5 separate regions of the Homo sapiens genome follow, and regions 1, 2, 4 and 5 are each linked to region 3. A link is a contact called in ENCODE Hi-C or POLR2A ChIA-PET data. All regions are on one chromosome and are shown on one strand. The core of a region is the stretch at or near the end of the contact, and the rest is flanking DNA. Distances in the headings are between cores, read along the strand shown. Region 1 holds the start of MTPN (myotrophin). Region 2 holds the start of AGBL3 (AGBL carboxypeptidase 3). Region 3 holds the start of ZC3HAV1 (zinc finger CCCH-type containing, antiviral 1). Region 4 holds the start of STMP1 (short transmembrane mitochondrial protein 1). Region 5 holds the start of WDR91 (WD repeat domain 91).

Region 1 (6,080 bases), core at 2,607-5,106, 3.1 Mb before region 3:
ATTTGGAATTTGTCTGAACAGAGCTTATGCAGTCTGAAATTCAGGTGAGGCTAGAATTAACTCCAACAGGAGAACATAAAGGCAGAAATGTAAGACAAAGTCAAAAATAATGTCACCCAAAAGAAACATCCAGATCAAAAATGGGGCTATGAATATCTCTTATAGCTGCTCATGAATACCTTATTTTCTGGCTTTCACTTGTTTTCCAGCCGGACAACTGAATTTTATGAAAATGAGATGTTATTTATAATTTGCATACTACTATAAAAGTATGAATTTTTTTTCACGCAGGTCTGCTAAATATAGATGCTTACGTTTCCTGAAAACTGTGTCGAACTTCTGTACTATCATCCCAGGACTACTAAAGAGTTTAAGACCTGAAAGATGCCTAGTAAAAATGAATGAATTAACTAAATGTGGTCCTTAAGTCAGTCAAGAAGCCAAATGTAGTGTTGAAAGACTTTAAAATTGCTTCAGATATTGTCTTAAAGTTATACATGAAACATTTAATGTAATAATCTAAATTTTTCTCTAAATAATCTAAATTTTTCTCTCAATACTGTCTTTTCCATTTCAAAATACAATTTTCAGTGGTTTGGGGACTGTGAACTGACTTTTCTAAGTTCAAGAACTCACCTAAAACCAATGATTTAGGGATACTCACACTTCGAACTTTAATAGAGAAGTCAGAGGCAGGTAGAAAAGTGTAATTACTGACTTTTAAAAATACTAATTTATAAAGGAAAAACGGGTTCACACCTGTGAACCAGTGCTTTCACACCTGTAATCCCAGTGCTTTGGGAGGCCGAGGCCAGAAGATCGCTTGAGGCTAGGAGTTTGAGACCAGCCTGTACAACAAAGTGAGATCCAGTCTCTACAAAAAATAAAATTTGCTGGGTGTCGTGGTGTACATCTATGGTCCCAGCTGCTCAGGAGGCTGAAGTTACAGTGAGCTATGATCACGACACTGCACTCTAGCCTGGGCGACAAAGCAAAGACCCTGTCTCCGAAAAACAAAAACAAAAAAACCCTGTTTCCAAAAAAAAGAGGAGGAGGAGGGGAATACTAAAATGCTTATCTTACTCTTACAGGTAGATTCTTAGGTTAACAATATGAGAGATCTTCACAGGAATGTTGAGGAGAGTTTTTAAAATAGACTCTCACCCCTGAGAATGAAGACTAGACAGGTCTAAGTGTTTCTTTAGTATTTTCTTTGTACACACCTACTCAGATAGATGCACATTACAGAAACTCAAAAAGTGAGTGTTCACAAATTGGTAGATGAAAAATGTGAGTCAATAAATAAGCAGGGAAGACAGCTGTGGGGCAGAAGAAACTGTAATAAGGACCTGAAAGTATAAATGGGCACCGTAAGGGAGCTGAGTCAGTATAAACTTCAGTTCTTGTTATTATTTCTCATTAACAAAGTGAAAGATACTTTATGAAATCTTCAAAACTAAGAAAGGATAAAGCTCAATGCTCTGTACATCAGATTACATTACAGTTACAGTCATATCTTTTTGGATAGTCCAACTTTCAATACTCCCTTTTGCTTTTTCTGAATGTCTACCCTCCCTCTTATGCAAATTTTTTACATTAATGAAGAACAGGCTACGGTAGTAATATAGGGAAAATAATCAAATTGAACATGATAACCTAACCTAATTATAAAACTAATTGGAAATAAATTAATCCATCTTTATTGGCATATATTTTCATATAAATATTTTTGTGTAGTTGAGAATTCTTTGGGCACAATTTACCTGCCTGAATGTGGACCCTGGGAATGTCCTACTAGAAATCTTGGTATGATACGCTTTCACAATTAGATCTTAGACTGAGAGATAGTGCGTGGAGCAGTTAAAGAGTTTCAGTTTTGGAGTCAGCAATTTAGTTCTTGCTTCACAATTTACCATCTCCATAACTTTTCTTAAGTATCCTGCATCTCAGTAATCTGTAAAATGGGACCAATAATAGGACTTACTTCCCAGTATTCACAAGGATGACATAAAATAATGTGTCAGGAAAACACTAAATACATTGTGTTATTTTGGTAGCTGTAAGTTCAGTTAGTACTTAATCAACTTTTTGTATTTCAAGTATATCAAACAACCTAGGTTCCACCATGACAGGAAAACAAAAGCCCACTTACTTCCAGAGTATTGCAGTGTCCCACCACTGGTAAGTGTACCAAATAATTTCTACCTTTTAGCTTTATATTGAAATAGCCAATAAGTCAAGTTTCAGTTGGCTACCAGCTGAGAAGGCAGTGACGAGAAGACAGCCTGTCCTAAAACTCCACTGCAAAAAACTAAGCAGGTAAGCAGCATCCAAAAAGTCTAAATTGTAATGGCATTAAATAAAGTAAAAACCTTCAGCAGTTTGCCTTGCACAATCCTGTAAGTTTTAAGAAACTGCTTCGCTTACTTGCTTCCTAACACAGCCTCTGAAGCAAAAACCCAGGTCAGGTCCTATTCTTTGAAGAGTTAAAATCTAGACTGGGTTCTCACACTTTTAGAAGGTGAGCAAGATGCCATCCGTGGTTGTCATAAAATTATACTTGTTTTGGAAGATTCATTTTAGATTATCACTAAATTAAAATCACATGTTAAGTTCTCTCATAATTACAAAGGCACAGTTTCAGGATGGAAAGACAGGCTAGCTTGGAATTTTAAGTTTCCCACTCTGCCACAATGTCGATTCAGTTTTATATTTGGGGCTGAGGTTTGAGTTTGTCTTTCTTCATCATGATTTTACCCCCCAAATACACTGCCACTAAACTGCATTGCTATTTACTACACATGTAAGCATTTCAGGTGAAATCAGGGAGAAGAATGGAATAACTGAAGTTAACATGCTTGTTTAAAAACTATTCAGATACCTTAAACATTCCCAGATGCCAGTTGACAACCTTACCACTTGAAGCAAATATGTATTTGTTGTGGTGGGGGAAAGGAAAAAGGCCACACCCAAAGTTAAGACACCACAGTGAAGTGATACTCAGTTTCAGAATTTTAACTATTTCTATTTTCGGTACTCTTTTCACGGTCAATGAATTCTTCAACTTCACACCAGGCCGAGAGTTAAAAAACATGTTCCTCTGATCCTAATTACTTAGGTTACTTCATTTAGTAATGGGTAAGTCCAAGATGGAGAATTACCTCATTCAAAGAAAGGTTTAAGTAACTTTGGTGTAGAAGAGGGCCAAACTCAAATGATCAGTGCGCAGAAGAAACTCTGGATGAGCCAGACACCACTCCTCCCCTCCCCCAAGAGGCCAGGAAGTCAGGTAGCGCCTAACTGTATTAACGCAGCAGTTACCTGACACAGAACGCTACCAAGTTACCTGGACCCTTCTTTCAGTTTAGCTCCTCCCTAGACGCCCCTCTCTCCTTGGTGCCGCCTCCACCCAGGAAGTCTCTCCTCCCGCCCACCCCCATCCCCGCAGTCCAGCTCCCATCAGCTTCCTCAGCCTCATCTCCAGCCCACCTCCGTGTTCTCGCCTACTCTTCTCATCCCCGCTTACCTTGGCCACATAGTCTTTCACCTCATCCAAGTCTCCGTTTTTCAGGGCCCACATGAACTCCTTGTCGCACATCACTGCAGCGGGGCAGGCCGGTTGGCCGGGCAGAAGATGAGGAGGCGGTGGCAGCAGCAAGCGGATGCCGCCGGGCGAGAGGGAGGCAGGGCCGCGCGAAGCCGGAGAGGAGAAGAAGAGAAGGAGGGTTAGGCTGCCAGGCGGGCGAGGCAGTTGGCCGCGGCGACCGTTCGGGCGGGAGAAAGAAAGTTCTTTTGCGGCCACCGGGCCCAGCAGAGAGGTTCCGCCTGGCCGAGGAGAGGCAGGAACCTTTACACTTCCGGTTCACTCCCCGCTAGGACCCTCCCCCAACTTCCTCTTCCTCTTCTCCTCCGCGGAACGCCTCTCTCTGGGTCCGCGGCGCGAACGCCACTAGTGCGCATGCGCAATGTACAGGCTGCCGGGAAGGCTAGAGTGGAGGGTAGGAGCCGGCGACAAGTGGGCGGGACTGGGAGGCAGAATGAAGGAGGCCCGGGGGAGGTCAAGACAGCGAATGGAGGAAGAGTGAGAGTACTTTCGATGGGATTAGGACGCTTCTGCACCACCATTAATGGGAAAAACTTTACTTTTTAAAAAACATAATCTTGGAGGGCATCTTGCTCAGCTTCTAAAAATGTATAGGAAGAGTGTTTAATTTGAATTCCTTCTTCCTTGCCTTTTCCCCTTCCCTCCCTCCTTTTCACCCCTCCCTCTCTCCGTCATCCAGTCTGACTGGGCTAAAAACGATGGAATAACGCTATTCCTGCCCTCCAGGAAATCTTCAACACTAAAACTACAATGTAAATTGAGTGTGTTAACACTATGTATAATGTTCCCTGGAGCAAAAAACTTAAGTGTGTGGCAGGAAAAAAAAAATTAACTCATCTTCCTGACCAGCAAATGACGTCCAGGCATTCAGTTTGATGCCGTAAAGTGGAGCAAACCAAACTGTCTAGTACAATTTGCGTTTTTTAAATTTACTGTTTGTTTTTAATGGTTTGAAACTTCAGGACTGTTCTGGTGAAGTCAGTTCTGTTCTTCCTAGGGTTTAGTTGTAATGCCATAGTGCATAGCTACCACTTGAATTGTTCCTCACAACCCTAATGATCCAGGCATGCGCACATGAACATAGATCCAATAAAAGCTCTTATTGGAGCTAGAAATATACGTATAATATATATACATATATAACTATTACTATATATAAAACTCATATATATAATCTATTATTTGTAACCCACTAAACACATTAACTAAGCTACTTTACCACCATTGCCGTACAGTGTAGGGGTTCCAAACAGACTCTGGAGCCAAATTGTTTAGTTTGCGATACAGGTCCCACTTCTTGCTAATTTTGTGTCTTCTTGGGCAAGTTACTGAACCCCCTTCTGCTTCAGTTTTCCACTTGTGTAAAATGGGGATGTCAATAGTGTTTGGAAATGTATTTTTTTTTTTTTTGCTATCATTTAGAGTAGAATAGCAAATGGGTTTCAAATCAGAAGAAATCCCTCCAAATATTAACATCTACCTAGATTGTCATTTGTTAATTTTACTCCCTGATAATTAGAAATACAAATCCACATACCCAATAGTGATACGATTTCTGGAAACAAATCTCAAGGGGGAATTTGTTAGGCAAGTCCTAGAATCTCCATCTCTTCTCCAACACACTCCCACCTGTGTGATTTCTGAGTTACATCATGCTGAGAGCTCTTGATTTATATCTTTGGCCGGGTGCAGTGGCTCATGCCTGTAATCCTAGCACCTTGGGAGGACAAGGCTGGAAGATCGCTTGAAGCCAGGAGTTGGAGACCAGCCAGGGCAACAAAATGAGACACCATCTCTACAAAACACAAAGATTAAAAAAATTAGTTGGGTACAGTGGCGGACTTCTGCCTTCCCAGCTACTTGGGAAGCTGAGGCAGGAGGATTACTTGAGCCCTGGAGTTTGAGGCCACAGTAAGCTATGATGGCACCACTGCATTCCAGCCTGGGTGACAGAGCAAGATCATCTAAAAAAAAAATCTTTAACTAGACTTTTCCTATGTGATCTATTCTTATATTTAACTTCTTACTCATTTGGATTTCTCAAACTTAACATGTCCAGAATAGGATCTGGTCTCCTGTAGATGTTAAACCTAGTTGTCCCCCACATATCTCTGTAAATGGCGCTGCCAACCACCCTATCACTAAAACCAGAAACATGGGAGTCATAATCACTCTTCCCATTCTCAACTTTTCTCTTATTCAATCCATCAGTAAATATTTCAAAATATGTCTTAAATTTGTTCATTTCTTGCCATCTTCACTATTACTACTCCCTGCACCCTCACATATCCCCCATCCCTGTCACTGTCATCTCTGTCTACACTGCTATGATGCTATGTGCTATGATAGCCTCCCTGTTGGTGTCCTATTTTCACTCATCCTTTTCTAGATAATTCCCCACTTTGGGAGTTACTCTTTTAAAACTTAAACATGCACTTGTTGTCCTAAGGCCTTTCAAAGGCTTCCTATTGCAGGT
Region 2 (5,287 bases), core at 2,631-5,130, 4.1 Mb before region 3:
GCCCTGTATTAGGTCATCCTAGACCCAGATAGTATGAAGAAGGCCAAGATAATTACTAGACTATCCCAGGCTTCCCAGGCCCTACTATGGCTTCCTCAGTCGAATTACAAGACCTCTAAGGTCACTTGACTACTGAGTTCTATGATGTCATAAGTAACTGATTGCGCTAGTCACTTCATATACTCATTTAAGCCCCTCTCAATTGTCAACCTAAATAACAGAGACAGGCTCTCTAAAAGATGTTTATTTGGGAATGGAACATTGCAATGGGAATATGCATGTCATAGTAAACTATGTGTGTAGTCAGGGAGGTAAAGGAAGATAAAGATTTTTAAAAGAAAAAAAGGAAGATTACATACTGGTTTTTTAAATGATTACCCTTAGCCACAAAGATCAATAACAAGAGTGATGCCAGTCTGAGGTTAGCCAGGCAGTTGCTTAGCCAATGTCCTTGTAGAAGTATCTTTTGTGTAAGGTTATGATGGCCCTTGTGTAACGTTATGGTTGTTATGGAGTCTTTTTCATTATCAAGCAAACAAATGTGAGGACTCTTCTTTCATGGCCTTCCCCAGCTCTGTTTGTCAGAGTTTTCTTAACTTTCATGACTCTATTTTCATTCTGATCAAAATGATATAATTCCACAAAATTATACTCCTAACACAACTTATCTTTGGCCATCCTGCTGAAACGAACTTTCTTCCTGATTCCCACACAAGTAATTGTGCTTTTTGGCACAGTTGGCACTTAGAGTTTTGGTTGTCTTTTCCTCTTTTCTTACTCTATTTTTTATTATATTGCCTTTTAGACTGCAGTCTTAGAGTAAACTCACACACACACACAAAAAAGGAGAAAAAGTTGCCACAAGGGTAAAGCTGTCTTCCCAAAAGGCAGAAGCTGTCTATAGAAGGAACATGTCCAGTAACTTTCTTTGGTGAGATTATAGGGAAGGGGAACAAAAATTCAGACAAAGTCCTTGGTAGAAGTTTATTCTAGGCCTTACTTCCAATATTAACTTAAAGACAAAGAATTTCATTTCCAGTACATAGTACTGTCTTTAATAGGAGAGTAAGTTAAAAAGAAAGAGTTAAAAAAAAAAAGCAGAAGCTTAATCAAACCATTTCAATTTTACTTGGGGAAGAAAAAAATCCCTGTGAAATCTCATACCTTAAAATGATACTGATTCCAGCTAAGCTTTGGCTAAACAGTACTGCTTAGTATACAGCTGATCCCTGAAAAATACGAGTCTGAACTATGTAGGTCCAAGTATACAGGGATTTTCTTCCACCTCTGCCACCCCTGAGACAGCAACTCCACTACACTCCAACCTGGGTAACAGAGCTGTCTTTAAAAAGAAAAAAATTGTTAATAAAATAACCCTTCCTCTTCCTCTTCTTCCTCCTCTTCCTCAGCCTACTCAATGTGAAGACAAGGATGAAGACCATTATGATGAATGACTTACATTTAATGAATACACTTTCTCTTCCTTATAACTTTCTTAATAACATTTCATCTTACTTTGTTGTAAGAATACAGTATATAACACATATAACATACAAAATATGTGCTAATCAACTGTTTATGTCATCAGTAAGGGTTCCAGTCAACAGTAGGCTCTCAGTAGTTAAGTTTCTGGGGAGTCAAAAGTTATATGCAGATTTTCAACTATGTAGAGGACGATACCCCTAACCCCCGAGTTGTTCAAGGCTCAACTGTAGTTCATAACACAGACTTCTCAGTCTATGTACTTGCTGCTTACCCTGCCTGGCAGAGTCTCCCCCTAAGACATCCTACAGTTCATCCCTCTGCTCAAATGCCCCCTAGCCAGAGAGGCCTTCCCTGGCCATTCCATCTAAAAGAGTAACCTAGCAAGGCCCCCCACTCCCAGCATCCCCTATTCTTTTTTTTCCCCCCTACTTGATTTCTCTCCATAGCGGTTATTGTCTGAGTGATATCATTTTTATTATCATCATTGGTTTGTTTGATTACTCCCACCAGAACATAACCTCCACAATAAATGTCTGGTTTTTTTCCTTGCAATAGTGAACTGTCCCTAGTAGGCAGCAGCCATCCAGTGAATTTGTTATACCAAGGCATGAGGATCTCTTGGGACCAGTAGTTTGAGTCTGCAGTGAGCTATGATTGTGCCTCTACACCCCAACCTGGGTGACAGAGCTGTCTTTAAAAAGAAAAAAGTTGTTAATAAAATAATGAATGAATATCATTTTCAAAGTTTTGCCAAGTTCCTAAGTTTTTGGCCAGGCACGGTGACTCACACCTGTAATCCCAGTACTTTGGGAGGCTGAGGTAGACGGATCACTTGACACCAGGAGTTTGAGACCACACTGGCCAACATGGTGACACCACGTCTCTACTAAAAAATACAAAAATTAGTGGTGGCACGTGCCTGTAGTCCCAGCTAGTCAGGATGCATGAGAATCACCTGAACCCCAAAGGCAGAGGTTGCAGTGAGCTGAGATTGCACCACAGCACTCCAGCCTGGGCGACAGAGCAAGTGAGATTCTGTCTCAAAAAAAAAAAAAAAATCCTAAGTTTTTAAAATTATGCATTAAGATCATTTTTCTTCCCATGGACTACTTGGTATGTGATAATATAACTATTTGGACTAAAAATCACGAGACTTAAGTCTCTCAGCCCTGCCATTAATTTCTTATATAACCTGGTTAGACCATTTCTCAGTTTTACCTTGTACAGCTGACATCCTATGGCTTGCAGCCATGACTAAAATCCAACAGAAAAACAGATTACATAAATAAAGATTTCTCTGTGCATGTCACCTTTAGTGATTTATGTATGGCATAAAACAAGCTTCAACTATAAGAGCTACTTTTCAAGAGGTTGATCTAAGATATACTCTATTAATATTCTCTGGCCAAGGTCTAATCTGGAAGGTTCATACTTTTAAACTGCTGACCTCAAAAACACCTATTTTCAGATACTTACAAAATACAAAGAGATTATGTTAACCCATTTCCATGCTTAAGCCATAGTGCTTTGCCCTTTATTCTACTTTCAAACTTGCTACCATTTATTATCTCCATTTCTACAATATCACGAATCTCATGACATATAACGCTTTGTGAAAAGTGTTTATTTACATTCTTATATCATCAAAATCTAGACTTTTTTTCAGCTGTACTTGGAAAACTTTTCCAAATAGATTACCTTACCCTGTAGAGCTAAAGATGAGGGAAAAAATCAATATGGGATGTTCATGAATAACGTCTGTTAACTAAATGAGACTACATATAGTGATTTGCAGTCATCAGGAAAACAGTGTTAAATATGCTAGCTGACGATTGCTATAAAGAATCTCTGAGCTGATAATTTTGAGAATTCACCCTAGTTCATCTATGACTCTCCATTTAGTATTTAAGGAGAAAAGCCTCATTTTCCAGAATCGAATAAGCGAATTAATCGCACAATTGTGTAGAATGGAACTCAGTCTGTAAAAAATCAAGACCAACGTACTTTTTAATATTCTAACATCTCCAAGTAGTAGTTACAAGTATTGTACCCATGAAGTCCAGGTAATTAATTTGTTCAATGTCACACTGTTAAAAGTCAGGTGGGCTCCAAAGCACAGTCCTAACCAGCATGCTCTACTGCCTCCTCTGAGGCAACAGCCGAAGTGCAGACCACTGGGAATAAATAGCTGCCCGGTCTTCCCCACTCCTAAATTCTCCCGACAGACCCCAAAGCCTCTCTGAGAGCCTCTCTGACCGCCCTGCGGCCCACCCCGAGTTCCCGGCATCCTCTGGGATCCCTCTTCCTGGAGCCAAAACCTACGCAGGCTCCTTTCCTCCGAGCTGGTTGCTAGGTGATCTCCGAAGGCTGTCCGAAGTCTCGCGAGGGCGGACCCGTTGCCTGATGACGAGAGTTGGGAGTGTGGCTGGGGCTGCGGATCTCCAGCAGTGGCGTTACTTCTAGCGGCTGGATACCGGGTTCTCCGCGAGATCGCGAGATCCCGAGATATTCTCCCCGCACGGAAGCGACGACTGGCCTGGCCAGAGGACTCGCGTGGGAGCGAGGTGCCGGCCCCGACAGGACGGTGAGGTATGCAGAAGTAAGGCGGGGCGCCCCCTGCGGGAAGCGAGCGCGCCCCGGAAAATGAGCGCCTCCCCACACCAAGGTGTCCAGGAGTGAGTGCGGGAAGGAACTCGGCCGCCCGGAGTTGTGGCCTCATCGTGCTTCCCGCCAAAAACGCCTTGGTACTGTCGGGACGCGGCTAAGCGTGGACGCGCCCGCATCTGCCCCTCCTCCGCAGTGGTGGAAGACACCCGCGGAGCGCCGGTGGATAAGGGCCGTTTCCTGAGACCAGAGCTGTATCCGCAGCAGGTCAGCACTTCGTGCGCCCTGTGTGCACCTGTAAGGAATGGAATTTAGGCCAGTCGGATTTTCCAAATGTGGAGTTGTGATGCCCAGGCAGAAACTTCAGTTTCTTAGGACTGAAGGTGTCATCTATGAGACAGTCGGTTCCGTGGCATTGGCAGTGATTTGCCATAGAGCTTGGACTTAACTTATATGTAGTCCACGCTCCAAAACACGCTTCCTGTAGAGAGGGGCGTAAACTAATAGATTTGAAATTGTCGAGTCCTTTGGTCTCTCAAGAACGATGGGAACTTGACAAGAAATTTCGATTATTCCCTGGTCTTGATATTACCCACATGGGAAGATACTTGCATAGAATGGTAATGGTCATTACCAATACAACCTTCTGGTAGCTATTTAGATTTCTAAGAATAAGAATAATATAAATGAATATTAGAACAGACAGTATCTACAGAATAATAATCAAAATGTAAAGTCTTGTCACTTGAACTTTTGGTCAAGTGAAAATCAAGGAGAAAACTTAAAATTATATTGCTACATTTCAGTAAGTGACTATAATTTTTAAATTCATTATCTTTTAATGCCTCAGGATCATTCTGAACTTGCTGTGTAGTATTTAATTGTAAATATAAAATGTGAATGATTTGGCTGTATACTCTGGAAATTCCTTTTAATTAAATGATTTGCTTGATTTGTCTTATTGTGGTTGTTGTCTCGTATAGTCATGGAAAATTCCTTTAACTCTTTGAAATTGAAGGTTTTATTAGTTGTATTCTAATTAGTTTTTAGAGAAGACTGTTGTGACTGTTAAATACAATTGAATATATTTTTGAGTACTCATTTAATGTAGTAAACACCTACAGCTTGAAAAGAAAAGCTGTCATATAATTTCCTTAGAAATTGTTTTACAGCCTACCCGTATATTACAAGAAATCTC
Region 3 (5,412 bases), core at 85-2,584:
ACCGTAGAGAGACCACCCGGAGGGAAGGCCCGCGGCTGCTACAACTTCAGGAACCTGGAAAAGGGCCACCCCTGCTACGCGCCAGGCATCAGAAAAGCGGTGATGAGGGGCATGGGGGTGACCGGGAAGGGAGGGACAAGCAGAGAGACCTGCGGCTCGCTCCGGCGGAGACGGACCGGGGGCCCAGGGCGGCTGGGTTACTGGCTCCGCCACGTCTAGGGAAGGAGGTAGTAGGGAGGGAAAGACTCAAGATACCAAAGACGGGAGGCTCTTTCCTTCCTTCCCAAACCTGCCTACCGCTTCTCTAGGCCCTGGCTGGCTCCAGAGCACTTTATTCTTCTGATTCGTGCGGGCGGGCGGGGAAAGGGGTGGAGGTTGAGCCTGGTCTCCTCCAGGCACTAGCATTTTAGCCATTCTCGAGAAAATGTCTGGAGGTGCCGGAAGGAAGGGAACTGCAAAGGTAGAAGCGCGGGCCCTGCAGAGGCTCCCAGAGGGGAGCAGAGAAGGGAGTGGCTGGAGGCGGAGGCTGTCAGGTGCGGGGTCCCGGCGAAGCCGTGCCCCTCCCAGAACATTGCCCGCCTGGACAGTCCACCCCGACCACGGCTGCGGACAGCGCCCCTCCCTCCGGGTGCACTCACCGCTCGGACTGCGAATAGTTGCACCGGCCCAGCAAGTTGAGTTTGCAGAGATGCAGGTTATCGCAGGGTCTCTGGCAGTACTTGCGACGGCAGACCCGGGCTCGAGTGGTGGCCACCACCGATCGGGTGATCCCGGCCTCGCCGCCGGTCTCCAACACCACAAAGCGGTCGGGCCCGGCCACCTGCAGCACCTCACAGAGCTGCGGCTCAGACAGCGCGATCTCCTGGAGCAGCGCGTCCAGGGCCATGCGGCCCCCGTGGGCGCACAGGATTTTGGTGATGAAGCAGCACACCTCCGGGTCCGCCATGGCGCGCTGGCTGTGCTGGCTCTGCCGCGGCGCGGGACTCGGTTCCGCGGAAATCGGAAATCGAAACTTACAAGTGTCCAGGGGCGGGCGCGGGCGGTGCTACTGCTGGGCGCGCCCGGAGTCAGCGAGGGCGCGCTCTCCGTCGCCGTTAGCCCAGCCCAGCGATCCACTCTCGGCTCTCAGGTCAAGAGGCTAGATCTCACCGACCGGGTCCTAGTGGCAGGTTTACAGCCGGCCGCAAGGGCAACTGGGTGGAAAGAAAGAGAACGCGCGGGCAAATCTGCTGGTGACCGCCTGGGGTGGCCCCCTCTCGGTTCTAGGCTCGGCGAGGGTGAGGTTCTCCAGCCGGGCTCCGCGAGCCTTCTTTAGAAAGAAGAGAAACTAAAAGCGATCTTGGGGCTCTGGCCGGTGTTTTATAAGCCAGCCGACTGAGGCGTGTGACGCAAGTCCTGAGAGCCCTGTTGAGGAGTGCGCACCCCACCCATTCCCGGAAAGAGCAGACCCTAGCGAGCGCTTCCTGCGAGCCGTGCGCTCTGCCTCTGTTGGTAGTGAATCTTCCCAGCAACTCCACATGGTAGATATTATTATCCTCACCCTGAACTTGAGGAAGTAACTTGCACGAACACGCACTGGCATCAAGCGGAGCCCAGATGCCACCGAGTTTCCCCAAATCGCGTCCCCAGGCCCCAGATCGTGGTACCCCAGGCCCCGATGTGCAAGTTTCTCCTCCACCACCGTGCCCTCTTAAAGAACAACGATTGCCACTCTCCCTCGTTTCTGCCTTCTCACGAACTTTTGGACAAACCACTTCTTGACATGGTCTTGCTTACCTAGAATCGCTAACTCGGTGCCCTGAACCACTGCTTGTACCTCAATCACGGTGGACATGCTAAGACATATCCCAAGATTTCAGATCGGTTCCTCCCCGTAGAGATTGGGACAAGAACTTTTCCACCGTGGGGACGTACTTTGACCCCCAGAGTTGACATAAAGATTGTTTTTAAGTGAAAACATTGAGCTACAGAAGATGTAGAAAGAAATCTTAATGAAACTTCCCTTATCTGACTAAAGCAAAACCTCCCGAAAACATGGTGCCATTAAAAGCCTCTCGGAGTATTCAGCTGCCAGGAAGACAGACTGTCCCATTACCATTAGCACCAAAAAACCCAATGGGCTGGGTGCTGTGGCTCAGCCCGTAATCCCAGCGCTTTAGGAAGCCGAGGCAGTGGGAGGATTGCTTGAACCCAGGAGTTCAAGACTAGCCTGGGCAACATAGTGAGCTCTCTTCAATAATAATAATAATAATAATAATAATAATAATAATAATAATAATAAAAACAACCCGGGCATGGTGGTGTGCAGCCGCAGTCCCAGCTACTCGGGAGCCTGAGGTGGGAGGATTGCTTGAGCACGGGAGGAGGCTGCAACGAGCCGGGATTGTGCCACTGCACTCCAGCCTGGGGGATAGCGCTGAGACTTTGTCTCAAAAACACAAAACAACCCAATCAAAACTTCCAAACTCTCCTACTGAAGCCCTAAAACTTTCCTTTTTGTTAAGTTGAGGTATATAAACCTTTACTTTTGAGTTTTCTGTTACTGGAAGCTCCTGCATGCATGTGTAAATAAACTTTGTCTTTTCTCCTATTTATCTGTCTAGTGCCAGTTAATTTTTAGGCCCCCAAAGACAGGACACAAGTTGAAGAGAAAAAAGGTTTTTTTTTCCAACATCTTCAAATAAAATAGATGGGTCATTTGATCAGATAAGAAATACATCTTTTTAAAAAATAATAGATTCTGGTTGCTAACTTAGAAATTCTTCAAAATGATTAATGAGAATTCTCCTCAGTTTTGTCATTCATGGTATATAAACCCTCTTTCAGGAATAGAGTACTTTGTTATGAAAACCAGCCAAACATGGGGGCCACATAGGATCATCTTAGGATGTCTAAGAGGGACATCTTGTTCCCTCTAGTTGCTGCTTCTATAGTTGTCTTTTAATCCACTTGGCCTTATTTGTGGTCTGACAGGTTCCCAGGGACCTTTTATTATCAAATCAACTAAGTTCTAGATGTTTATTGACTATCTTCTATGTGGTATTTACATTAGTTAGTAATGTAAGGACATGCAGAAGTTTAAAAAACAGTCCCTGCACTCAAGGAGCATGTATGCGAAGACATGAAAAAATGCATGGAAATATAAGCAAATTCATGGGTAAATGCCACAATGGGAATATAGAAGATGAGAGACTGAAGAGTCTAGTTTGGCTACAGTGGTTGGGAGTACAGACATAGAATCTCCTCCAATTTGAAGCCATGAAAAATGATTTAAGGGCCAGGTGCAGTGGCTTGTGCCTGTAATCCCAACACTTTGGGAGGCCAAGGCGGGAGGATCATGACCATCCTGGGCAACATACTGTGAGATCCACCTGGGCAACATAGCGAGACCTCATCTCCACTAAAAATAAAAATTAGCCAGACATAGTGGTATGTGCCTGTAGTCCCAACTACTTGGGAGGCTGCGGCGGGAGGATTTCTTGAGCCCGGGAGTTCAAGGTTGCAGTGAGCTACAATTGTGCCACTGCACTCCAGCAAAGGCAACAGAGGAAGATCCTTTTGGAAAGGGAAGAGAGGGAAAGGGAAAGGGAAACGGAAATGGAAAGTGACAGAGAAAGGGAAAGGGAAAGTGAAAATGAAAGAGAAAGGGAAATGGAAAGGGAAAGGGAGGGAAAGGAAAGAAAGGAAGGGAAAGGAAAGGAAGAGAAAGGAAAGGAAGGAAGGGAAAGGAAAGAAGGGAAAGGAAAGGGGAAAAGGAAGGAAAAGGAAAAAAAGGAAGGAAAAGGAAAAGGGGAAAAAAGAAGGGAAAGTGAAAGGAAAAAAGAAAGGGAAAGTGAAAGAGAAAGGTGATTTAAGGAGTTCTGGGAAGGGAAAAGGAGACATTTTGAAAAATTTTGAAATATGTGCCATCAGAGATTGGGTTCTCCAGGAAGGAGATCCTGACATGGAGTTAAGAGTGCAGAACTTTCTCTGCACTTTTTCTGGGGCATAATGCCAGAAAAAGTCAAAGGAAAAAGCATGATTGATCCATGGGGCCTATCAGACTTTTGTGCGGACCTAACAAAGTCTCTGCCAGCCCAATGAGGAGCTCTGGAGTAGGAGTCCAGCTTTGGACAGAAAAGGCTAGGCCCTTGTACTGCCTTGCTCAGTCACCGGTGGGGGCCACCAGAGAAGTGGATGACTTCAGCTCGAATGCTGGGGCAGATCTTGAAAGAGCTAAAGCTGGAGGATATTGGCTAAACATGCTCCTCAAAGCTGGGCTGCAAGCTTGACCTGAGTGCCACCCTGTGTCAGCTGTAGTCCACCCTTTGTACTACATGGCTTTCTTTATCCATTTGTATTTAGGGAACAGGCTTTTCAGGGTCACTCTTCCTACAAGGAAGCTTACCAGAGAGAAATTAGTGGAATGAACTATAGTCCTTGTCACTGCAGTTGGTCTCAAGGCCACAGCTGGTGGTCTGGTCCTCATCATATCCCTCTACCACTATCCATTCCAATCCCTCTCACCCTTGGCCACCACCTCAGCTGCTCTCAGTAGCTTAATCTGGTCGGGTGCCCTATTTGAAAGTGGTCTGAGCACATCTCAGTCCCAGCTGGGCAAAGGATTACCAAGAGACACCAAAATAGGTCACCAGAATTCCATACATATTCCACCTGCCCACATTGTGTAACAACAGCCACACCTCCTGCTGACCAGCAACAGTTACCTCGAATAAGATGGCCATTCCCTTTCTTACTTGCTAGTCTCTGACCATTAGGAGGCCAAAGTACCTGGTGACAGCCATCACAGTAGTCCAGTGGGATCTCTGTGGTATCTCCAGGCAAGAGTGTGCCCCTTTGGGGAACCAAGACCTATAACTCTGCAGAGCCCAGCATTGCTGGGAGAGGAAATTGCAGGGGGTCATTGGAATTATACTAAGTAGGGCCACTCAGGCTTACCCATTCTTTCCAGACTCATGTATGGACACAGTACCATACTAACTTGACCGATTCAAGGCATATACCACGATGTTCTGGAGTCTGTGTCATCATTGTAGGGTATCAGCTCCATTCTGGTGCTTGACTCCATCTTTAACTAGCCATTCCAATACTTCATCCTATAGCTACTGGGTGGTGAAGTGTATGATAGGACCATGGATAGTACCATGTTCATGGGTTCATTCCCTCCACTTTCTGTGCCATGAAAAGATTCACCTGATAAGATGCTATGTTAAGTGTGATTCCATGTCTGTGGATCGGGCAATCTTTAAGTCTCCAGAAAGTGGTGCTACTGGCCGGGCACGGTGGTTCAAGCCTGTAATCTCATCACTTTGGGAGGCTGAGGCAGGGGGATCACTTGAGGTCAGGAGTTCCAGACCAGCCTGACCATCATGGTGAAACCCTGTGTCTACTAATAATACAAAATTAGCCGGG
Region 4 (5,645 bases), core at 1,122-3,621, 3.4 Mb before region 3:
TGTCCACGGGGCTCCCTGCCCCACCTGGCCTGATAAAGCACGCCAGCTGGGCTACAAGGCCAAGCAAGGTTACATTATATATAGGATTCATGTTCACCATGGTGGTCAAAAATGCCCAATTCCTAAGGGTGCAACTTATGGCAAGCCTGTCCATCATGGTGTTAACCAGCTGAAGTTTGCTCGAAGCCTTCAGTCCATTGCAGAGGAGCGAGTTGGACACAACTGTGGGGCTCTAAGAGTCCTGAATTCTTACTGGGTTGGTGAAGATTCCACATACAGATTTTTTGAGGTTATCCTCATTGATCCATTCTATGAAGTTATCAGAAGAAATCCTGACACCCAGTCGATCACCAAACCAGTCCACAAGCAGAGGGAGATGTGTGGGCTGACATCTGCAGGCCAAAGGAGCTGTGGCCTTGGAAAGTGCCATAAGTTCCACCACACTATTGATGGTTCTTGCTGGGCAGCTTGGAGAAGGCGTGATACTCTCCAGCTCCACCGTTACCACTAATATAAGTAAAGTTTGGGCCAGGCGTGGTGGCTCACGCCTGTAATCCCAGCACTTTGGGAGGCCGAGGCGGGCGGATCACAAGGTCAGGAGATCGAGACCATCCTGGCTAACACGTTGAAACCTCGTCTCTACTAAAAATACAGAAAATTAGCCGGGCGTGGTGGCGGGCGCCTGTAGTCCCAGCTACTCGGGAGGCTGAGGCAGGAGAATGGCGTGAACCCGGGAGGCGGAGCTTGCAGTGAGCCGAGACTGCGCCACTGCACTCCAGCCTGGGTGACAGAGCGAGACTCCGTCTCAAAAAAAAAAAAAAGTTTGTAAAATTCGTACCTAATAATTTAGGACAGTCATGTCTGCTTACAGGTGTTATTTGTCTGTTAAAACTAGTCTGCAGATTGTTTCATGAATGCTTTGTCAAATTATGAAAATTAAAGTGCAATAATTTTTGAAGACAATAAGGGATGGTGTATCTTGTTTCTAATAAGATGAACTTTTTTTGTCTTTGCTTTATCTTATTAGGGAGTTATATATCTTATTAGGGAGTTAGTGTTTAAAACATACTGTGTGGTATAATAGGCTTAAAATAAATTCTTTAAAAGAGAAAGAGAGAAAAAAACACACACATACACAGACCGGAAGACTGACAGAACAGACTCTTTGTGGCGATGATACAAATTGTCAACAGGACCTATGGCCATCCCAGGCAAGAAACCCAGCTAGGCCAGTGAAACTGAGAGCCAACCTGATGAGGCCTGCCAAATGCAACTTCTCTCACTTGTTTTTAGTCACCTGCTTTTAGTGGATTAAAAAACCCACATAGCTAAAGTCACAGAGCTAAACAATATATATCTAAGCTCCCACTATCTTCCTTATGGATAACATCTCTGACATCTGGGTTGCTTGATAAAGGTTTCTTGTTTTTCAGGAAGTTGGGGTCAGTTCTTGTACAGTTTAAACCACCAACCTCTCAACTGGGCCTGCATGAAAGCCCGATGGGTGTCCTTCTGACATTAGAGGGCCAAAACCTCCACACTCAGATCATGCTAAGGATGTCATTTTGTGACCATGTATCCTATAAAGAGCCATGAAGCTTGACTACCTCGCGCAGATAACCCATTGCCAAACTTTTCCTTACCTTCAACCGCCTTTCCCCACACCTCAGACCACCCTGCTCCTCTATCCCATAAATATCCCTAAAACCCATCTTTGGGGAGGCAGATTTGAGATCTGTTCTCCCGTCTCCTCGGCTGGCTGCCTGGTGAATAAACCTTTTCTCTGCTACAAAACTCATCATCTCAGTGACTGGCGTGCGGCACACGGCAGCATGGGCCCCATACGGTACCCAGCCTCTACCTTGATTACACAACACCTGATTACACAACGCTGATTACACAGCACACCTGCGGAGCTTTGAGAGCTACAAGCCTCCTTTCCTCCCCGCAAAGTCCAGCTGGGCCCAAGTAGAGGATGCTGCAAAAGCCCCCACGATTCAGCTGCGAACCTAGGGATGGGACCCGCTGCTCATGCCGTCCTTCTAGGTTAGAGAGCCCTAAACTGGGCTGTGTATCAGAATAGTCCGCGTGCTGAGAATAATATAGATTCCTGGGCCTCGGCCCAGGTTTACAGAGGCGGGATGCTCAAGGATGCCCAGCCAGGCTCGGGACTTGCTCTTCGCAAGTCCTGTCGCGCGCTCGCTGCCCCGCCGGTTCAGGCGGTGAGGCCAACGCGCTCCGCCAGGGGGAACCTGGGCGCTGCGACACTGCAAGTCGTTTCCGGGCGCGGGCTGAGTGGGAGGAGCGGGGCGGGGCGTGGCGTGACCCGGAAGTCGACGAGGGGTTCCGCCCCCCCCGCGCATGGGGAGGTAGGCTCGGACCGGCCCGCGGAGCTGCTGCAGTCCTTCGCGCCCTCCTCGCCCTCCCCACCGACATCATGCTCCAGTTCCTGGTGAGTGGAGCTGCCGAAGAGCGGGGCCCGCTGCCTGGGGCGTGCCTCGGACCCCATTTCCCCCTTGAGGATTGCCGACCCCGCCGACCCGGCCTGGGCGTGGGTCCAGCGGTCCCTTCGTCCCCCGCGCCTGGTCGTCGCCTCGCAGGGCGGCCGTTTTCTTCCTGCCTCCCCAGAAAATCCCTTTGCCAATATTTTTCTGCAGCCATCCAAGTCCCTAAAACTTTGAGGTGTCAGAGAGTGTGCGTTTCCAGAGCTTCTTATTGTGTGCCGCGCCCCGCGCTCATTGTGCAATCTTTGTATTAAAGCTTGTGTGGTCCTTGATGACTTTTCGTAGTCCGCCCCCCTTTCTTTCTGCGCTCCTGTTCCATTACATGGTCGCCGGCCGGTCCCTGCTGTGGAGCCCTGCTAGTTGGCTTTTCTGAGGAGGTAGGAAGGCCAGGAATAAACCGTAAATTAGCCACCTCACGAAGTCCGAGAGGCTAAGTCCTCATCAGACCTTTCAGAGTTGGAGGAATGAGTCAGACACTGGTATACAAGTAATTTTTCCCAAAATGTGTAAGCATGAGTAAGCAGACTATTTCTCTTGGCTCCTTATTTGAGTTAAAAACGAGTTTTCTGGCAAAACTCGGTATATTTCAAAAATTGCTTGGTGAAGGTTCCAGGAGTTGCTCATCAAATTTTCAAGTGAAAGTTTTTCTGCCAAGCTATTGTGCATTCAAAACTTGATGCTTTCAACCTCTATTTTTTTTTATTTTTTATTTTTTTTGAGACGGAGTCTCGCTGTGTCGTCAGGCTGGAGTGCAGTGGCGCAATCTGGGCTCACTGGAACCTCCGCCTCCCGGGTTCAACCGATTCTCCCTCCTCGGCCTCCGGAGTAGCTGGGATTACAGGCGCGCACCAGGATGCTCAGCTAATTTTTGTATTTTTAGTAGAGACGGGTTTCACCAAGTTGGCCAGGCTGGTCTCGAACTCCTGACCTCAAGTGATCAACCCACCTCAGCCTACGAAAGTGCTGGGATTACAGGCGTGAGCCACTGCTCCCGGCTCAAATGCTGTATCTTTTTTTGTTGTTTGTTTTAACGGAGTCCCGCTCTGTCGCCAGGCTGGAGTGCAGTAGTGCGATCTCGGCTCACTGCAGCCTCCGCTTCCTGGGTTTAAGCGATTCTCCTGCCTCAGCCTCCCGAGTAGCTGGTGCGCGCCAGCAGGCCCAGTTAATTTTTGTATTTTTAGTAGAGACGGGGTTTCACCCCGTTGGCCGGGATGGTCTCGATCTCCTGACCTCGGGATCTGCCTGCCTCAGCCTCCCAAAGTGCTGGGATTACAGGCGTGAGCCTCCGCGCCCGGCCCCAAATGCTGTATCTTTATCAAAGAGATTAAAACACAAAATGCACCCCTTTTGTCCTTTTGAAAGATGGTAATGGATTGTTAAATCCAATTAGTCAAAAGAGTGTCCTTAATCTGCCCAGCTAAGACAGGGCTGCTCCTTTGCCTCTAGGAGTTTCTGTAGTGTCCTAACTAGATGTTAGTTTAGGAGTTCAGAATAATGACAGTCATTTTCTTGTAGTAAACACTAGATTAAAAGCGGTATCACTTAGCTCCAGAGTATAGAATGATGTAATTGAGCTGCTTACTATATCTGTTGCTCATTGATAAACTGAGAGGACATGATTCAATTACAGTTAACTTTCTAAGTGGTTTTGCAGAATGAGTCTATTTGGTTTTGCAATAAACTTTTACTGTGTGTTAATTTTTTTTTTTTTTTTTTTTTTTTGAGACAAGGTTTCTCTTTGTCACCTAGGCTAGAGTCCAGTGGCACAATCATGGCTCAGTGCAGTCTTTAATTCCTGGCCTCAAGCAGCCTTCCCACCTCAGCCTCTTTAGTAGTAGCTAGGACTACAGGCCCGCACTACCACCCGTGACTAATTTTAAAATTTTTTTTTTGTAGAGACAGGTCTTGCCTAGGCCTCCCACAGTGTTGGGATTACAGGCATGAGCCACCACTGTGCCTGGTCAGATTCTGATTTGAGAATTCAGAATTCTCAGTATTTAAGGAGAGATGCTAAAGCTGTCAATTATATTCCTAGCTCAGAAGTAACTGAACACTGATGTTCTCTCACCCTCTGGTCTTCCACCTCATTGCTTTTTTTTTTAAATAAGTGGATAGCATTACTTTTCACATTGATTCCACCTCTGTCAAATGAGCCACTGACTCTAAAGTTGAGCAAGTATTTCTCTTTGTGTGCAGTCATTTCATCTATTAAAAAATGACCATCATGTTCTAGTGTTTAAGAGATTAAACTTCAGAGTCAGACTTCTCAGTTTGAACTCTGCCTCCCATCATTTTCAAGCTGTGGTAGCGTGGGTGGGCTATTGAAATTTTCTGTGCTCCCATTTCCACATCTGAAAATGCAAACCCACCTCACAGTTTTGTTGTGAGGATTAAAAATGAGTTAACACATTAAAGAACTTAAAAACAGGAGCACTCAACAAGGATTCAGATAGTGTTCAGTTTTTCTTTTGCAGGGTTCATTTGAACCCTGATTGAGTTTCTTCTCAAGTGGGGATTAGCTTCTCTCAGAAGGGTAGGTGATAGGAAAGGTTTAGAAGTGATGAAACAGTCACAAGTTAAGCAGTGCGTTGTCATTACACATTTTGGAACCGTCTAAGATGTTTCTCCTACAGTTGTGATTTGTGGACAGTTTGAAAACCACTGCACTTGCTTGTGTTGGTGATAACGTCCTTCCATTATTCATATTCCTCCTCAGATTAAAATATTCTCCCTTTGTCCCTATCTTGAAGAGACCTTGTTCCTGTGATTTTCCCCTTTTCTTTTACTGCAGTTTTTCCCCTTTATTATTACTATTTTTAATAGTGGAGATAGGGTCTCACTATATTGCCCAGGCTGGTCTTGAACTCCCAGGCTGAAGCAATCCTCCCACCTCAGTCTCTCAAAGTGTTGGATTATGGGCTTGAGCCACTGCTCCTAGACTTTTTTTTTTTTTTTTAAATGCAGTGCTTCAGAAATTTGTGTGTCGTCTTTGCGCAGGGGCCATTCTGATCTCTGTATCATTCCAGTTTTAGTGTATGTGCTGCCAAAGTGAGCACCCCCCTTTCTTTTACTGCAGTAAAAGACACCTCTTTGCAGATAGTTACCAACACTACCTGAGGGAAGCTACTGCTTCCTTAATCG
Region 5 (5,674 bases), core at 2,088-4,587, 3.9 Mb before region 3:
TGAACAATGGCCTTGGGAGCTCTGGCTTGTACACTTGGTAGGCTGTAAATTATTTACCTGCATTCTCATTCATTCCCCCTCTCCAATACCCGCATATATATTCTTAAAGCTACTGTGTTCTCTGGCAACTTGAGGAACACTGAAGTTACTATTAGAGACAATAACCCAAACACTAACACAGACAGAAGTTCCAACCCAAGAAGTCTTCTCATCTGTACCTAATCCCAGCAAAGGTATATCCCCGGGAACACGTTTCATGCACAGAGAGGGTACTCTCAAGGCTGCCCGGTTTCTCCAAGCAGCAGCTGCCTTCCAACCCCAGTGCCTGCTGACAAAGCCAGTACTAGCACCCCACTGCTGCCACTGTCACTGCCCACACGTCAGCTAATACTTCAGCAGCACAGTGTCAGAACTAAGATTTATGATTCCCTGGCTTACTGACAAAAACAACCACAATTTGTCCAGCCCCCTCATGTGACCCATAAAAATGGTCCCTGGGCATTTTTGTAGAAGAAATGCCTGTATGGAGACCAGCGGGCTACTGATCCTGAGGTCTGGGTGCCTCAGGCTGGGCCTTCAGCCCCAGGCAACTGAAAGGATATGCATGCACTGAAACAGGACGCTCAGGAAGTTGTGCAGGGACACAATGAAGGTGTCAGCCCACTGTCGAGAAAAGTAGGTAGCAAAGGTGGGGTTGGTGTCCGGGGATGGCAGGAAGGGCAGGACAAACCAATCCTTCCACTCAGCCTGGTTCTGGAGTTCCGTGGCCTGCTTTGCAAAGAACTCCTGAGCCTTGTCATTTCTGTTTGTCTGCCAAGACACAAGGAGGTAGCAAGGAGGGAGGAGAGACAGAAATCCAGAGGTAAGACTCTTCATCATTGCACAGCAGACAACCTTTGACTATCAGCCTGCCAGGTAAGTGGCAAAATAAAATTCCATAATATAAAGGAAATCATCACTCTTTTCTCAAGGAACTTGTCATTTCAAAGCTGGTTTAAGCTGAAGTTCTAATGATAAATCCCATCCTAAAAATTAATCCCTAGCTGATGTTCAAATAACTAAGTGACTCATTCCTCCAGGTCAGCTATCATCTTTATTACTCAAACTTTAACCCAGCTACTTATATTCTTTAAAATACCACCTTTGTTTTAAGCTTACATGCTTAACATAAAAAAGGAAATAGGAATGGGGAAGACAAGTCAGATGATCTACAGATGACGACAAGGAAAAAAAAGAAGAAAAACAGTCAAAAATAATTGCACTGTAACTGCTGCACTCTTTCCCATAGTCACATACAGATTCCTCCCTAGGAACTGGAAGAAAATCTATTTTGGGATCAAAGAGCTCCTTCCACCAAGGGAAGCAGAACCCCTGAATCAACAGGCACCTGGATTGTGTAGACAAGATAAAATCGAAACAGGCTGGTTTTCAGCTTGTGGATTGTGGGTCTGTATATATCCTCCAAGCGGCTGAAGAGCCGACGCTCCAAGTAGCTCCAATAATCCCGAAGGGCAGCCAAGTCATACACCTGCATTAACTGCTGCAGCTGGTCCACAATCTTATCCACCTGGCGAGAAACATGGATGGAGAAGGTGGTAAGGGACAGAAGGGAATTCTCCCCTCCATGGAATAAAGCTTTTTCCTCTTGTCATGGCTTCTGGGTGTAAAAAAAAATTTGTAAGTTAGCAATCTATAAAATTTTCAAAACATACTAATGCAACGGTTTTTCAGTAATTTTCTGATGTTAGAGAAGTGGTTTGACCCTCTAGCAAGCACGGAAATTTCAGGTGTAAAAGGGCTCTGGCCCAGAACCTAAGAGATCTGGCTCCAGATCTTGGATCTGCCTCTGACTTACTTGATCAATTTGGCAGTGTCATCAGGCCAGGCACCGTGGCTCACGCCTGTAATCCCAGCATTTTGGGAGGCTGAGGTGGATGGATCACCTGAGGTCAGGAGTTCGAGACCAGCCTTGCCAACATGGTGAAACCCCGACTCTACTAAAAATACAAAAATTAGCTGGACGTGGTGGCACGCGCCTGTAATCCCAGCTACTCGGGAGGCTGAGGCAGGAGAATCGCTTGAACCCAGAAGGCAGAGGTTGCAGTGAGCTGAGATCGTGCCACTGCACTCCAGCCTAAGCGACAGAGTGAGACTTTCTGTCAAAAAAGAAAAAAAAATGGCAGTGTTGCTTAACTGTAGTTTCAGTTACCTCACATTTTTAAAAAAGGGGGTGGGGTGAAGAAGAGCTATGAGACAATCTCCACAATTCCCAGATCCCAAGGATCATGAGGAGGTGCATGGACTGACTCCTTCAAGTCATCAAAGTTCCACGAAGCCGTGGTAGCTGCTCAGAGTGTCAGCCAAGGAAGTCACCTTCTTGTGAGGAGCAATTACAGCAGAGTACAGAATCTGGAAAAGGGTTTGGATATCAATACCAATCCAATGCCCCTAGTTTATAGATCAGGCCACTGAAGCCCAGAGGGGTGAAATGATTTGCTTTTGCCACTAAGTAGCCACTAACTTTGGCCAGGCAGGAAACCAGATCTCCTAACTCCCCTCCAGTGCTCTTGCTGTTAGCTCACTGCCTCTCATTGAAGTCAGTACACACAAACATACAAATCACACACATATACATTCCAAGAACCTCGCAATGGAAAATCATTTTAGAGCAGGGGAAGTTTGGGTTTCTCTAATGTGCCATGAGGTCTTCCACAACTGCAGAAGCAAAATTGCCGATGAGTCCCTGACGAGGCCATTTTAAACAAACACCGCAGATACTTGAACGCAGCTAACGTTTTGGACTGCAGACTTCTTTGCTTCCACTGCCACTGGAAGCCAACACGAATATCTGTTGCCAAAACGCAACCATCTACCTAACCTCGGCTCCTAAAACCTCATCGCCATCCTGGCCAAGGAGGCTGGAGTGGAGACAGAACCCTAGACCAGGAGCCGGGGCATCGGGGCTCCAGCCTCGGCGATGCTCCTGACTCGGGGGGCGGCTTCAGGCAGGTCCTGTCCGTCTGAGGGTCTCAGTTCCTCATCCGTCAAGCTGGGGTCGGACGCGCTGAGGTCTCCGGCGCCCCGGCGCGAGTGACAGCGCCGCTCTCGCCCCGGAGGCAGTGCTGGGGGGAAGCCCGCTCCCCGGCTCCCTCGGGCCGCCTCTGCCCGCGCCGCTCCCGCCGGCCTCTCACCCGGAACCCCTTCTCCTTGTCCGCCTTGATCTCGGCGTCCAGCTGCCGCAGTGTGTGCGTGAACCCGCGGAAGAGCAGGTACTCCCGGACCAGCTCGTCAGTGCGCTCCACGGCCTCCGCCATCGCAGCGCTAGCGTCTTTAGGGGTGGTGCGGTGAGGGACGGAGGGGCGGGGCCTGGGAGAAATGGGGCGGGGCCGGACGCGGGCGCCGAGCACGTCACGCCGCGACAGGCCTACCAGCCCGCACGCACTGGGCGACCAGCCTGAGGCCCCGCCCCTCGGCCGGCTCCCCGCCCGAGGCCCCGCCCCTGAGCCAGCCCCAGCCCGCCTGGCCGCTCGAGTCACCCTTACCCCTCCCGAGGAGTGGCGAGGGGAGGTCCTGGCGGCGCCGGCGGCGGCTTTGTCTGAATTACTGAAAGTGGCGGCTGCCACCCACGTCAAACAAGACTGGATCTTAAGAACATCCCAGGTAGTCCCGAGGCGGGCAGGGGGTGCGGCGCCCTGTTGGTTGGCGTTACATCGCAGAGCTCCCGGTCCCCTGCCCTCCTCCTACACGGAGGAAGCTGGAGCCCTAAGAGCAGAGTGACCTGCGTGAAGCCACAACACGCGTGTCCTCAGAGAGCGCTAACTCCCCCAAATCTCTGCTTTCATTAGTAAGACGAATTGGCTACACAGCAAGATAACCAAGATGCACTGCTAGGATAGGCAAATTTCATAGCAGTGTATGTACGCTATAGTCCTGGTTTCTTGTGAAAAAAAAATTAGGTATGTATGTGTGTACATTTTTTAAATTCAGGAAGATTATACACCAAGTTCCTATGCAGTCGGGTCTCTGCATCCTCGGGTTCCGCATTCACGGATTCAACCAACGAGGATTGAAAATATTTTTTCCAAAGTTTTAAAAATAAAAAATAGCCGGGCGCAGTGGCTCACACTTGTAATCCTAACATTTTGGGAGGCCAGGGTAGGCGGATCTCTTGGCCCCAGGAGTTGGAGACCAGCCTGGACAACATGACGAAACCACATCTCCACAAAAAAAAAAAAAAAAAAAAAATGCGGAGCGCAGTGGCTCACGCCTGCAATCCCAGCACTTTGGGAGGCCGAGGTGGGCGGATCACCTGAGGTCGGGAGTTTGAGACCAGCCTGACCAACATGGAGAAACCCCGTCTCTACTAAAAATACAAGATTAGCCGGGCGTTGTGGCGCATGCCTGTAATCCCAGCTACTCGGGAGGCTGAAGCAGGAGAATCGCTTGAACCCAGAAGGTGGAGGTTGCAGTGAGCCGAAATCGCGCCATTGCATACCAGCCTGGGCAACAAGAGCGAAACTCTGTCTCAAAAAAAAAAAAAAAAAAAAATTAGCCGGGCGTGGTGGTGCTGCCTGTGGTCCCAGCTACTTGGGAGGCTGAGGCAGGAGGATCACTTGAGCCCAGGAGGTCGAGGCTGCAGTGAGCTGTGATTGTACCACTGCACTCCAGCCTGGGTGACAGAGCAGGACACCGTCTCAGTTTAAAAAAGAATACAATTTTTAAAAACACAAATTAAATATAGCATAACAACAATTTACATAACATGTACAATGTATTCAGTATTATAAGCAATGTAGAGATTATTTAAAGTATACAGGAGGAAGTGTATAGGTTAGATGCAAATACTAGGCCTTTTTACATCAGGGCATCCATGGATTTTGGTCTTCTAGGGAGGGTCCTAAAACCAACCCCCTGCAGATACCAAGTGACAATTGGAGTGGTTTTATCTGAGAGGTGAGACTATGAAGGACTTCTTGTTTTTTACTTTCTTTTTATTGTTGAAGTTTTTACAAGGTGCACGTATTTTTGTAAGTAGGAAAATAGCCAATATCTTTGAGACTTGCTTCTGCAGAATGGTGACAATAGGCCGGGCGCGGTGGCTCACGCCTGTAATCCCAGCACTTTGGGAGGCGGAGGCAGGCGGATCACAAGGTCAGGAGATCGAGACCATCCTGGCTAACACGGTGAAATCCCGTCTCTACTAAAAATACAAAAAATTAGCCGGGCGTGGTGGCGGGCGCCTGTAGTCCCAGCTACTCGGGGGGGCTGAGGCAGGAGAATGGCGTAAGCCCGGGAGGCGGAGCTTGCAGTGAGCCGAGATCGCGCCACTTCACTCCAGCCTGGTCGACAGAGCGAGACTCCGTCTCAAAAAAAAAAAAATGGTGACAATAACACCCACCTTGCACAGTAGTAATGAAGATTTAATAAGACAGTGTATGTAAAACGCTTAGCACAGTGAATGGCCTATTGGTAAAATGCATGGAGTGTTCCCTTCTCCTTCCCTCGAATGGTATGACTTTTCGTGTTTGTCAAAATACAACTCAGAATCATTGCTGCCCCTCTGCTCAGACCCTCCACTCCTACTCTATGGAAATTCAGCTCCAAAAGGGCTCTGATCTACACTAGAGAAAGCCAAAAAGATAGCACAGGGCAAGCCACAGCAGGACGAGACAGA

The links. Hi-C counts contacts between places; a loop is a spot of excess contacts on that map. ChIA-PET counts read pairs that join two places held with the same protein, here RNA polymerase II (POLR2A). Pooled maps may share reads with other maps.
Region 1: a loop to region 3 is called in a map of OCI-LY7, with 9 times the contacts of the local background. The contact joins the promoter of MTPN here to the promoter of ZC3HAV1 in region 3. A Hi-C loop is called at or near these places in 1 of 168 maps with a recorded cell type or tissue (OCI-LY7), 2 of 37 single-sample maps with no recorded cell type and 9 of 50 pooled maps.
Region 2: a pooled map shows a loop between it and region 3 (2.9-fold over the local background). The contact joins the promoter of AGBL3 here to the promoter of ZC3HAV1 in region 3. A Hi-C loop is called at or near these places in 2 of 37 single-sample maps with no recorded cell type and 3 of 50 pooled maps.
Region 4: a loop to region 3 is called in a pooled map, with 6 times the contacts of the local background. The contact joins the promoter of STMP1 here to the promoter of ZC3HAV1 in region 3. A Hi-C loop is called at or near these places in 4 of 50 pooled maps. POLR2A ChIA-PET finds 5 or more read pairs at or near these places in 2 of 52 experiments (B cell and activated T-cell).
Region 5: a loop to region 3 is called in a map of B cell, with 20 times the contacts of the local background. The contact joins the promoter of WDR91 here to the promoter of ZC3HAV1 in region 3. A Hi-C loop is called at or near these places in 1 of 168 maps with a recorded cell type or tissue (B cell) and 4 of 50 pooled maps. POLR2A ChIA-PET finds 5 or more read pairs at or near these places in 2 of 52 experiments (B cell and OCI-LY7).

The regions. Positions count from the first base shown.
Region 1 is chr7:135,973,503-135,979,582 of GRCh38, forward strand. MTPN (myotrophin) reads right to left here and starts at 3,857. Exons shown (of 4, transcript NM_145808.4): 1 at 3,527-3,857. The coding sequence starts at 3,598.
Region 2 is chr7:134,982,628-134,987,914 of GRCh38, forward strand. AGBL3 (AGBL carboxypeptidase 3) reads left to right here and starts at 3,881. Exons shown (of 17, transcript NM_178563.4): 1 at 3,881-4,074; 2 at 5,248-5,287. RefSeq lists enhancers at 3,783-4,082, 4,093-4,232, 4,313-4,572.
Region 3 is chr7:139,108,386-139,113,797 of GRCh38, forward strand. ZC3HAV1 (zinc finger CCCH-type containing, antiviral 1) reads right to left here and starts at 1,335. Exons shown (of 13, transcript NM_020119.4): 1 at 639-1,335. The coding sequence starts at 946. RefSeq lists enhancers at 234-363, 944-1,043, 988-1,491, 1,284-1,443.
Region 4 is chr7:135,660,143-135,665,787 of GRCh38, forward strand. STMP1 (short transmembrane mitochondrial protein 1) reads left to right here and starts at 2,372. Exons shown (of 3, transcript NM_001130929.2): 1 at 2,372-2,452. The coding sequence starts at 2,438. It also overlaps the pseudogene RPL15P11 and the pseudogene RNU6-1154P. RefSeq lists silencers at 2,247-2,466, 4,939-5,233 and enhancers at 3,106-3,630, 3,631-4,155.
Region 5 is chr7:135,208,189-135,213,862 of GRCh38, forward strand. It overlaps WDR91 (WD repeat domain 91), which reads right to left and starts at 3,338. Exons shown (of 15, transcript NM_014149.4): 1 at 3,192-3,338; 2 at 1,388-1,567; 3 at 603-810. The coding sequence starts at 3,314. RefSeq lists an enhancer at 671-1,870 and a silencer at 3,041-3,580.